Linked DNA regions of Homo sapiens: region 2 is linked to region 1. Evidence: read pairs that join two places in POLR2A ChIA-PET (ENCODE). Cell type or tissue: GM12878. All regions are shown on one strand.

Region 1 (5,000 bases):
GTCACATCTAAGAATCAACTGCCAAATCCAAGGTCACGAAGATTTATTTCTACATTTTCTCCTAAGAGTTTTATGGTTTTAGCTATTATATTTAGGTCATTGTTCCAGATGCTTTGATTCTGATAGCTTTCCTTTTCATACCTTTGATTTCTTCTTGCTGTAGTGTGATTTTCTGCTTTGGTGATCTGAGCAGACTGACTTAACTTGTAATTATGTTAAAGGAGAGTTATTCAGCCCCGGTTAGATTCCTTCTGTGTTACAGTGACTGAATATTTAACCTTTATGAAATTCAACTTCCTTATCCGAAAAATGGAAATAGTACTTTTCCTTAGGGTTGTGGTGAGGATTAAATGAGAAGATTAAGTGTATAAAAGACTTAGCAGTGTTTTTGAAGCACAGTAAAAGCTCAGTAAATGCTGGCTAGTATTGATGTCATTGTTGTCATTATTATGCTGAAAGTTTGTATGTAATATAATATCATTTTTCCCCATCTGTGAACCTAGCGTGGAGATCAGACATGTATAAAGGAAAGATACAAGGTTTAAATGATTCTGTTCCAATAATTTTTATTGATGCCAATGTTTTCTGAGACACAAGGAAGTAACTATCTTAAATATTTCAATGTGATTTGTTATAATAATCAACCAAACTAATCTCCTTACTATAGAAGCTATTAAGCTTTTAAACAAGAAAAGCACATCGTCTTTATGTCAATAAAATCTTTGGGTGTACAGTATGAACAATGGAACAAATTCACGGGAAAAAGTCACGAAAATTGAAATAGGGTAAATCAGATAGGAAAAGTAACAGGATTTTAATTTCAAATGGAAACATTTTATATTCAACAGCAGGATTTATGCAGAGAAAGGGAAGGTGGTGGAGCACCTTAGTGGACACACCTGTTGATATGGGTGGCCCTCCCTCTATTTGGGTGAGGGGCAAATAACAAGGTGACATCTAAGCCTTTTGCAAGGCAAGTGTGAACTGCTGCAGCAACATTGCCTCTCAGTGCAGCTGCCATTGCCCTGGGGCTCATGCATCAGTGGATGGAAAGTTCTAGAACTACAGGAAGAAGGAGCATAAAGAGGAAAGGACAGTGAAGGAGAGGATGGTCTGAGAGACTACAGCCTTCCTCAGATGCCATGCTATCAGAAGCTAGCTCTCTCCACCACCAAAGGGAGGAAGCAAAATCAAAACCACTTATTCTTCCTTTCTGTCTATTCCTTCGTTTCCCCCCAAACTGCAGCCTATGAAGAATTTAGACGTTAGTTAACTAAGTACCTCTCCCCTGCTTGCAAGAGGAAGGGCAGGGAAACTTTCAAATGGGGCTAGATATTTTTTCCATCAGTGCCAATTTTTACAAGTTACACTTCAGAAAGAAAGTGAAGTAATAATCCTTGTCCCAGCCTGAACTCTGAAGTGGGATGTAACTGTATGCTTGACCTCCTCCATACAGACTCACAGAAGTAGCTTTGTATAATAGATTTTACTGGTGAGTAGGGAGTAGGGAGAGGCAAGTTTCAGCCCAGGATCATACTGTAGATAACTTAAAAATTAATATTAAGCTTCCCTGTTCTTAAAAAAAAAAAATCTTTCACCAAATAGATCTTCTGATCCTGCCCTGGCTTTTCCTATTCTATTTTCCTTCAGTCCTTCCAATGAACTTTCATTCCTTTTTTAAAATTAGGGGCCCTTTACTAATCTCTAGGCTGTCTCCTTATAATCCAAGCACTCAAGGCCTTCCTTTCCATTGTCAAGCAGTTAGTTAGGTTTGTTGTTGTTGTTGTTTAAACAAAGACAGTTATTTCTCTAGAGAAACTCTGTGCCTACTGGTGAAACAAGAACTTAGCTGCTCAGCTACATCAGATAACATGAATTCCCCTTAGAGTTTGTATAGAGGTAATCATAGTTATGACTATATTTTATTTCATGATTAAAAAAATAGAAGCAAATAATTTACTTCAGATCATGCCTAGAACTGTGATGGCAAAAATTCTCTGAGTAATTACTTGGACTATCTGAGAATATTTTTGTCTTTCAATGAGTTACTCTAAGAATATTTGACCTTCCCTGTCCTCTCTTTTCTCATGTTTAGATTAATATTGAAAACGAATTAGATTGATGCTTAGAGCCAAAATATTTATTGGGACTTTTTATTGTATTGTTTATATCCATAGCTTTATGCAGTTTACAAAGCTAAAATCAGCAATAATTTTTGAAGAAATCCAAGCACCTAGAGCTTGGGCTGACTCAGGAGGAGGAGGGATAGAGATACCCAACACACCGAATCAGCTTGCCACTAACTAATCTGTCGAAAGGGCAGCCCCTGGACTCTGGCTGGACCACACCACCACACTCTCTGGTTCTTTTGAGGCCAGATCTGTGGTTCAGCAAGGGTGGTATCTTCACTCATTTTTCTCATGTGGTTATGGCTGAGGGAATTTGCAGGTTTAAGACTGGGTTCAAGTTGGGCACAGTGGCTCATGCTTGTAATCCCAGCACTTTGGGAGGCTGAGGTGGGAGGATCACTTGAGCCCAGAAGTTCAAGATCAGCCTGGGCAACATAGGGAGACTCCTGTCTCTACACAAATAACAAAAAAAAAATTAAGCCAGGGATACTGGATTAAGATGGCAGGTAGGAGGCAGGACTAGCTTTCAGCTCCCACTCTGATGGACAGAGCATGTGGAGACTCACATCATGAACTTTTGCTCCAAGAAGTATGGCAGGAATATATCAGGAAAGCTGAGAGAATCCACAGACCCTTTGAAGGAACTGGATCACCTCTGCAAACTCCCTGACACGCCAAAAAACTGTGAGTCGGCTTGCTTTCTCAACAAGGAGGCTCATGATCTGGGGCAAGTTCTCAGCCCTGGTCACCGGCTGCCTGGAAATAGTGCTGTTGAGGGGACATGGTGGGAGTGAGACTAGTCTTTAGGACTGAAGGCTGAGTGGGAGTGGGGTGAAGCCTATGACTAAACAGAGGCAGCCATAATCCCCCTGGGAATATAAATACATTAGACTGGGAACCGCATTCCCATCCCTGACAGTAGCTGCAGCAACTCCCACCCAAGGAGAGTTTTGAGCTCAGACACACCTAACCCTGCCCCCACCTGGTGGTCTTTCTGTACCTGTTCTGGTAGCTGAAGACAAAGGTCATAATCTCTTGGGAGCTCTATGGCCCTGCCCACCACCTGAGAAACCTGAATACTTAACCAGGTGTCCCTAGGGCATGTTTGCATCCTCCCTATAGGACTGCAGCTGATGCACTTTTGAATGTGCCATTTCCTGGCTGAAGGCCAACCAACACAAAACCAGCACACTAAGCAAGAAACACAACCAAGGACCCTCAGAGTTCACTTTACTCCCCTGCTATTTCCACCAGAGCAGGTGCTGGTATCCATGGCTAAGAGACCTGAAGATGGATCACATCACAGGACTCTCTGCAGACACTCCCCACTACCAGCCCAGAGCCCAGTAGCTACACTGGGTGGCTGGACCCAGGAGAGCAATAACAATCACTGAGGTCTGGCTGTCAGGAAGCCTCATTCCTAGGGGAAGGGGGAGAATACCACATCAAGGGAGCACCCCGTGGGACAAAAGAATCTGAACAACAGCCCTTGATTCCCAGATCTTCCCTCTGATGTAGTCTACCCAAATGAGAAAGAAACAGAAAAACACTTCTGGTAATACGACAAAACAAGGTCCTTTAACATTTCCAAAAGATCATACCAGCTCACCAAAAATAGATCTAAACCAAGGTGAAATCTCTGAATTGCCAGAAAAATAATTCAGAAGGTCAATTATTAAGCTAACCAAGGAGGCACCAGAGAAAGGTAAAGTCTAAATTAAAGAAATCAAAAACATGATATAGGATATGAAAGGAAAATTCACCAGTGAAATAGCATAAATAAAAAACAGTCACAACTGGAAATTAAGGACACACTTAGAGAAATGCAAAATGCACTGGAAAGTCTCAGAAATAGAATCAAACAAGCAGAAGAAAGAACTTCAGAGCTTGAAAACAAGACTTTTGAATTAACCCAATCCATCAAAGACAAAGAAAATAGAAAAAAAAAAAAAAATGAACAAAGCCCCCAAGAAGTTTGGGACCGTGTTAAACATGTAAACTTAAGAATTATCAGTGTTCCCAAGGAAGAAGAGAAATCTAAAAGTTTGGAAAACGTATTTGAGGGAATAATCAAGGAAAACTTCCCTGGCCTTGCTAGAGATCCAGACACCAAATACAAGAAGCTCAAAGAACACCTGGGAAATTCACCATAAAAAGATCATCGCCTAGGCACATAGTCATCAGGCTATCTAAAGTCAAGACAAGGGAAAGAATCTTAAGAGCTGTGAGGGAAAAGCATCAGGTAATCTGTAAAGGAAAATCTATCAGATTAACAGCAGATTTCTCAGCAGGAACTTTATAAACTAGAAGGGACTGGAGTCCTATTTTTAGTCTCCTTAAACAAAACAATTATCAGCCAAGAATTTTGTATCCAGTGAAACTAAGCTTCATAAATGAAAGATACAGTCTTTTCCAGACAAACAAATAGTGAGAGAATTTGCCACTGCCAAGCCAGCACTACAAGAACTGCTAAAAGGAGCTCTAAATCTTGAAACAAATATTTGAAATATACCAGAATAGAAACTCCTTAAAGGATAAATCTAACAGGACCTATATAGCAATAACACAATGAAAAAAAAAAACAAACCAAGATAATCAGGCAACAAATAGCACAATGAATAGAACAGTACCTCACATCTCAATACTAACATTGACTCTAAATGGCCTAAATGCTCCACTTAAAAGACACAGAATGCGTAAGAATTCACCAACCAAATTTCTGCTGTCTTCAGAGACTCACCTAACACATAAGGACTCACATAAACTTAAATTAAAGGGGTGGAAAAAGATATTCCATGCAAATGGACACCAAAAGCAAGCAGGAGTAATTATTCGTATATCAGATAAAACAAACTTTAAAGCGACAGCAGT
Region 2 (5,000 bases), 180 kb before region 1:
GTCTCTTGTAGACAACCTGTAGCTGAATCTTGTTTTCTTTATCCATTCAGCTGCTCTTTATCTTTTGATAGGAGAATTTGGCCCATTTACATTCAAGGTAACTATTGATGGGTAAAGACTTCTGTCATTTTGTAATTGTTTTCTGATTGTTTGGCAGATTATTTGTTTCTTCCTCTCTTGCTGTCTTCCCTTGTGTTTAGATGATTTTCTGTGGTGGTATGCTTTGATTCCTTTATATCTTTTGTGCATCTACTATTGGTTTCTACTTTGTGGCTATCATGAGGTTTACATAGAACATCTTATAGTTATAGTAGTCTGTTTCAAGCACTAACAACTTAATTTCAATTGCATTAAAAAACTGTACTGTTACTCAGACCCTCCTGCACATATTTTATGTTTTTGATGTCATTATTTGCATTTTATATTGTGTATTCATGAAAAAATTATTGAAGCTATAGTTATTTTTAATACTTTTTTTTAAAAACCTGTATTTTAGAATTAAGTAATTTACACATGACCATTACAAATTTAGTATATTATTAATTTGATTATATATTTATCTTAACAGTGAGTTTCATACTTTCATATGTTTCCATGTTGCTAATTAGTGTCCTTTCATTTCAGCTTGGAGAACTCTTCAGCGTTTCTTGTAAGGCGCGTCCAGTGGTGATAAACTCCCTCAGCTTTTGTTTGTCTGGGACTGTTTATATCTCTTTCATTTCTGAAGGACAGCTTTGCTGGGATACATATTCTTGTCTGGTAGTTTTGTCTTTCAGCACTTTGAATATATCATCCAACTCTCTCCTGGCCTACAAGGTTTTTGCAGAGAAATCCACTTGTGGTCTTATAGGGTTTCTCTTGTAGAAGATGAGTTTCTTTTCTGTTACAGTTTTAAAATTCTCTTTCATCTTCTATTTTTGCCAGTTCATTATAATGTGTGTCAGTGAAGTCTTCTTTGGGTTGAATCTTTATGGGGTCCTATGAACTTCCTGTACCTGGATATCTTTCCCTAGATTTATGAAGTTTTCAGCATTTTTTTTTTAAATCAGCTTTCTGTCCTTTCTCTCTTTTCCTTCTTGAATTCTCGGGTTTGTTTTTCATTTTCTTGGGTTTTTTTTTTTGATGGTGTCTTGTTCTGTCACCCAGGCTGGAGTGCAGTGGCATGATCTCAGCTCACTGCAACCTCCACCTCCCAGGTTCAAGTGATTCTCCTGCCTCAGCCTCCCACGTAGCTGGGACTACAGGTGTGCACCACCATGCCCAGCTAATTTTTGTATTTTTAGTAGAGACGGGGTTTTGCCATGTTGGCCAGGCTGGTCTTGAACCCCTGACTTCATGTGATCCACCCGCCTCAACCTCCCAAAGTGCTGGATTACAGGTGTGAGCCATCGTGCCTGGCCTTGAATTCTTAAAATGCAAATATTGTTTTGCTTGATGGTGTCCTATAATTCAGGTAGGCTTTCTCCACTATTCTTTTTTTTTTCTTTTTTTCTCCTCTGACTAGATAATTTCACATGATCTGCCTTTGAGTTCACAGGTTCTTCTGCTTGATCAGGTCTGCTATTGATGCTCTCTATTGCATTTTTTGTTGTTATGTTCTTCAGCTCCCGAATTTGTTTCTTTTTATTATTCCTATCTCTGTGTTGAATTTCTCATTTGTTTGTATATATTTTTTTATTTCATTATCTGTGTTCTTTTGTAGCTCACTGAGTTTGCTTGAAACAATTATTTTGAATTCTTTATCTGTTAGTTCATAGATCTCCATTTCTTTGTGGGTGATTACTGGAAAATTACTGAGTTTCTTTGCTAATGTCACGTTTCTTTTTTTTTTTTTCTTTCTGTTTCTTGTGGCCTTGTGTTATCTGTGTATTTGATGGACGAATTACTTCTAGACATTACAGATTAGTGTGTTTTTTTTGTTTTTTTTTTTGTGGGCAAAGATCTTTGCCTGTGGGTGAGGGTGAGGGTGAGGGCGCCAGCCAGTAGGTGTGGTGGTTCTGGCTCTGTGGAAGGCCCAGCATTGTGAACTCCATGCAGCTCCATTAGCCCAGATCATTGTCAGTGAGGATTGCAGGGGTCCTCAACATCCAAGGCTGCAGGTATCCATACCAGCAGCAAGGCTTTTTTTAGTCTATAGTGGCAGAGGCTGCTGGGGACCTCTTCATCACTTTTTCTCCCATGGGAGACATTGTGGCCAAGGGGATTCTTCTTGGCACAGGTTCTGGCTTTGGGCTTGTTGTGTTGGTGGAGGTGGCAGCACTGATGTCTCTGATGGCGTGGACACCTGTGGAGCAGCTACAGAGCCAAGGTTTGGAGTGCAAGTGTTTGCAGAAAGACAGCGGGTCTTGGGTTCAGGATGTTGACTAGCCTGCAGCAGTGGTGCTTCTAGTGCCTCAGATGTGGGTGCACGTAGAGCAGCCTTTGAGTTGGGTGCGGAGTGCAGGTGTGCAGAGCAGCCAGAGAGCTGGGATCTGGAGAGTGTGTGATTAGAGCAGCCACAGAGCAAAGGTCTTACATGAAGGTACATGTGAAGCAGCTGTGGCTCTGGGGTCTGGGGCATATGTGGGGGTTAGGGGCTGCACTGTCTGGGCAGTGCAAGAGCTGCTTTTTTTCAGGGTGAGGAGTGCAGTAGTGTCTCCCTCTCCAGGGGGTTCACAGCAGCAATGGGTGCTGGTTACCTTAATGGTGAAAGCTGTCAGTGTCCTCTGCAAAGTAGGCTACTGGGGTTGGCATCAATGAACACTATAGGGTCCTTCACTGTGAAACCTGCAGGAAGTCTGTGGCTATCTTGAGGGTTATTGGAGGTCTCCAGGGACCTGCTCTGGGGAGGAGCCTAGCAGTCTTTGCCACTGAGGACTGTAATGGCACTCACCACATGACTGATACAGGTAGCCCTCACCCCTTGTTCTTAGCCATCTCCAGATGTCTCTGCTAAGCAGATCTCCCAGCAGTCCTTTCTGTGTGGTTATTCTCCCTTTTTTTTTTTTTTCCCTTTATTGCTGTAGGCTGATTGGGCTAGTGAGTTCTTCCAGAGCTGTATTTGTGTATAGCTGTCTGTTTGTTGTTTTTTGTGGGTGGAAGAAGGCTGATGTCTCCTAGTCTGCTGTCTTGCTGATGTCACTCTTGCAAACTTTCAGTCTGCGGCTTTTCATTTCTTTAACATTGTCTTTTGAAGAGCAGATGTTTTCAATTTTGATGATGTCAATTTATCAATTTTATCTTTTGTGGAATATGTTTTTGGTCTTTTGTCTAATAATTCTTTACCCAATGTAAAGACAAATAAAGACAAGGCTTTTTCCTAGAAGTTTTATTGTTTTTGGTTTTATATTTAGGTATATGATCCATTTTTACTATTTTTGCATATAATATGGGCATAGGTCAGTGTTCCTTTTTTTTAACATATGAATATTCTGTTGTATAGTATCATTTATTGAAGAAACAAAAGGAATAGAATAGATATAGATGGTATGTGAACTTCTTGGAACATCTTTGAGAAGCCCTATCAGTTTAAAAACAAATATTTGAGAAACACTGTCATATTATATATAGATAAAAATATTTGATTCCATATTTTTTGGAGGGAAGGTAGTGGATTCTGGCTCAAATGTAATGGAAGAGTGAACATTGAAGAAAAATGAGCAGTTATTGTATTGTGAAAGATCACATTTTAGGAATACTGAGTTAATAGTATCTGAAACTGTTAAGTAGTTCACTTTAAGCACAAAATAGATTGTGTATAATAGTGTTCTTCAGGAGTCAACTTGTTCCCCTTTGTAGGTGCAGACGCTTTTCTTTTTGTTGTTGTGTTAATGGATTGAATTAGAAAATACCGTGATATATAACACACAGAAGGATGTATATTGTTTTATGATAATTTTGTTCCTGTTAGATATGTATGTGTTCTGGGTTGTGACGTAAAATGTTTTTACTATGGAGTACAATGAAAGATTTGAAAGCCATTTTTCTAGAATGATCAGGTTATATTTGATATGAAACAATTTTAAAAAATAATTTTCCTCATATGTTTTAGGTGTGAGTTCTTGATACGAATGAAAGGCCAAGAGTTTGTTGATGAGATTCAAGGTAGATATCCTCATCTTCTTGAACAGGTAAATACATTTTTAAAATTAACAACATTGAATTCTGCTTTATAATAACAAAAATATTATTAGGTTGGTATAAAAGTGATCATGATTTTTGCCATTGAAAGTCATGGCCAAAACCGTGATCACTTTTGTACCAACCTATATTAGAAGTTATGCTTATTTCTCTTTTATTAATTGTAGGTACATACTTTCATCCATGTTAATGACATCTTTGGTTTTTACTTTTGTAACCAACTTGATTTTTGAGGGCTTTTTAAAAAAGATTGTTTTTTTGTTTTTACTATTTTGAAAAATCATTTATGCTGCCACTGTACAAATTTGTGATGGGATTGGAGAAGGATCTTTAGTGTCTCTTTGCTGTTTTCCAGAAAAACAAACAAAAAATAACTTGTTAGGAGCTGAGACCCTTGGAGAGTAACCCAGTTAAAATCTTATTTTCCAAATGAAATGAGAAACCACTGATACATTTTTCTACTTTCCTGAAACTAGAGAAATACTTGATTTCTAATTTGGGATGACATGAAATTTAAGGAAATCTATGTGATTAGGGTAAAAGAAAGCAAAGCAAAGGTCATAAATCACTCAGTTCTCAAAAGAACATATACATTTACTTAAAGTAAGCTTATTTTAGTGTTGTTCTTTTCAGATTGTTGGGGATATCTGCTTTTACCTATTAACTTTTCTCTTGTTTCATAGCTGTTGTCAACTTCAGATACCACTGGAGAAGAAAATGCTGACCCACCAAGTATGTATGAGATAATTTTAAGTATAGAGTGTAAATTTTTATAAGAATTTTAGGAATAGGCTGGGTGCAGTGGCTCATGCCTGTAATCCCAACACTTTGAGAGGCCGAGGTTGACAGATCACCTGAGGTCAGGAGTTCGAGACCAGCCT

What was found. ChIA-PET counts read pairs that join two places held together with the same protein. Peaks named below come from ENCODE experiments on the same cell type or tissue, not always from the same donor. Only the 100,000 strongest peaks of a DNase experiment are listed, where the experiment ranks them.
Region 2: POLR2A ChIA-PET joins it to region 1 with 6 read pairs; 3 of 35 experiments call an interaction of 5 or more read pairs at or near these places.

The regions. Positions count from the first base shown.
Region 1 is chr11:102,536,247-102,541,246 of GRCh38, forward strand. No RefSeq gene overlaps it. Among named protein-coding and RNA genes, the nearest start is that of MMP7, 8.0 kb to the left of the region's middle. In GM12878, no CTCF peak of the experiment used is centred here; no DNase peak of the experiment used is centred here.
Region 2 is chr11:102,358,866-102,363,865 of GRCh38, forward strand. It overlaps BIRC2 (baculoviral IAP repeat containing 2), which reads left to right. Exons shown (of 9, transcript NM_001166.5): 4 at 4,031-4,109; 5 at 4,803-4,851. Among named protein-coding and RNA genes, the nearest start is that of BIRC2, 14 kb to the left of the region's middle. RefSeq lists an enhancer at 2,586-2,635. In GM12878, no CTCF peak of the experiment used is centred here; a DNase peak (open chromatin) is centred at 2,826.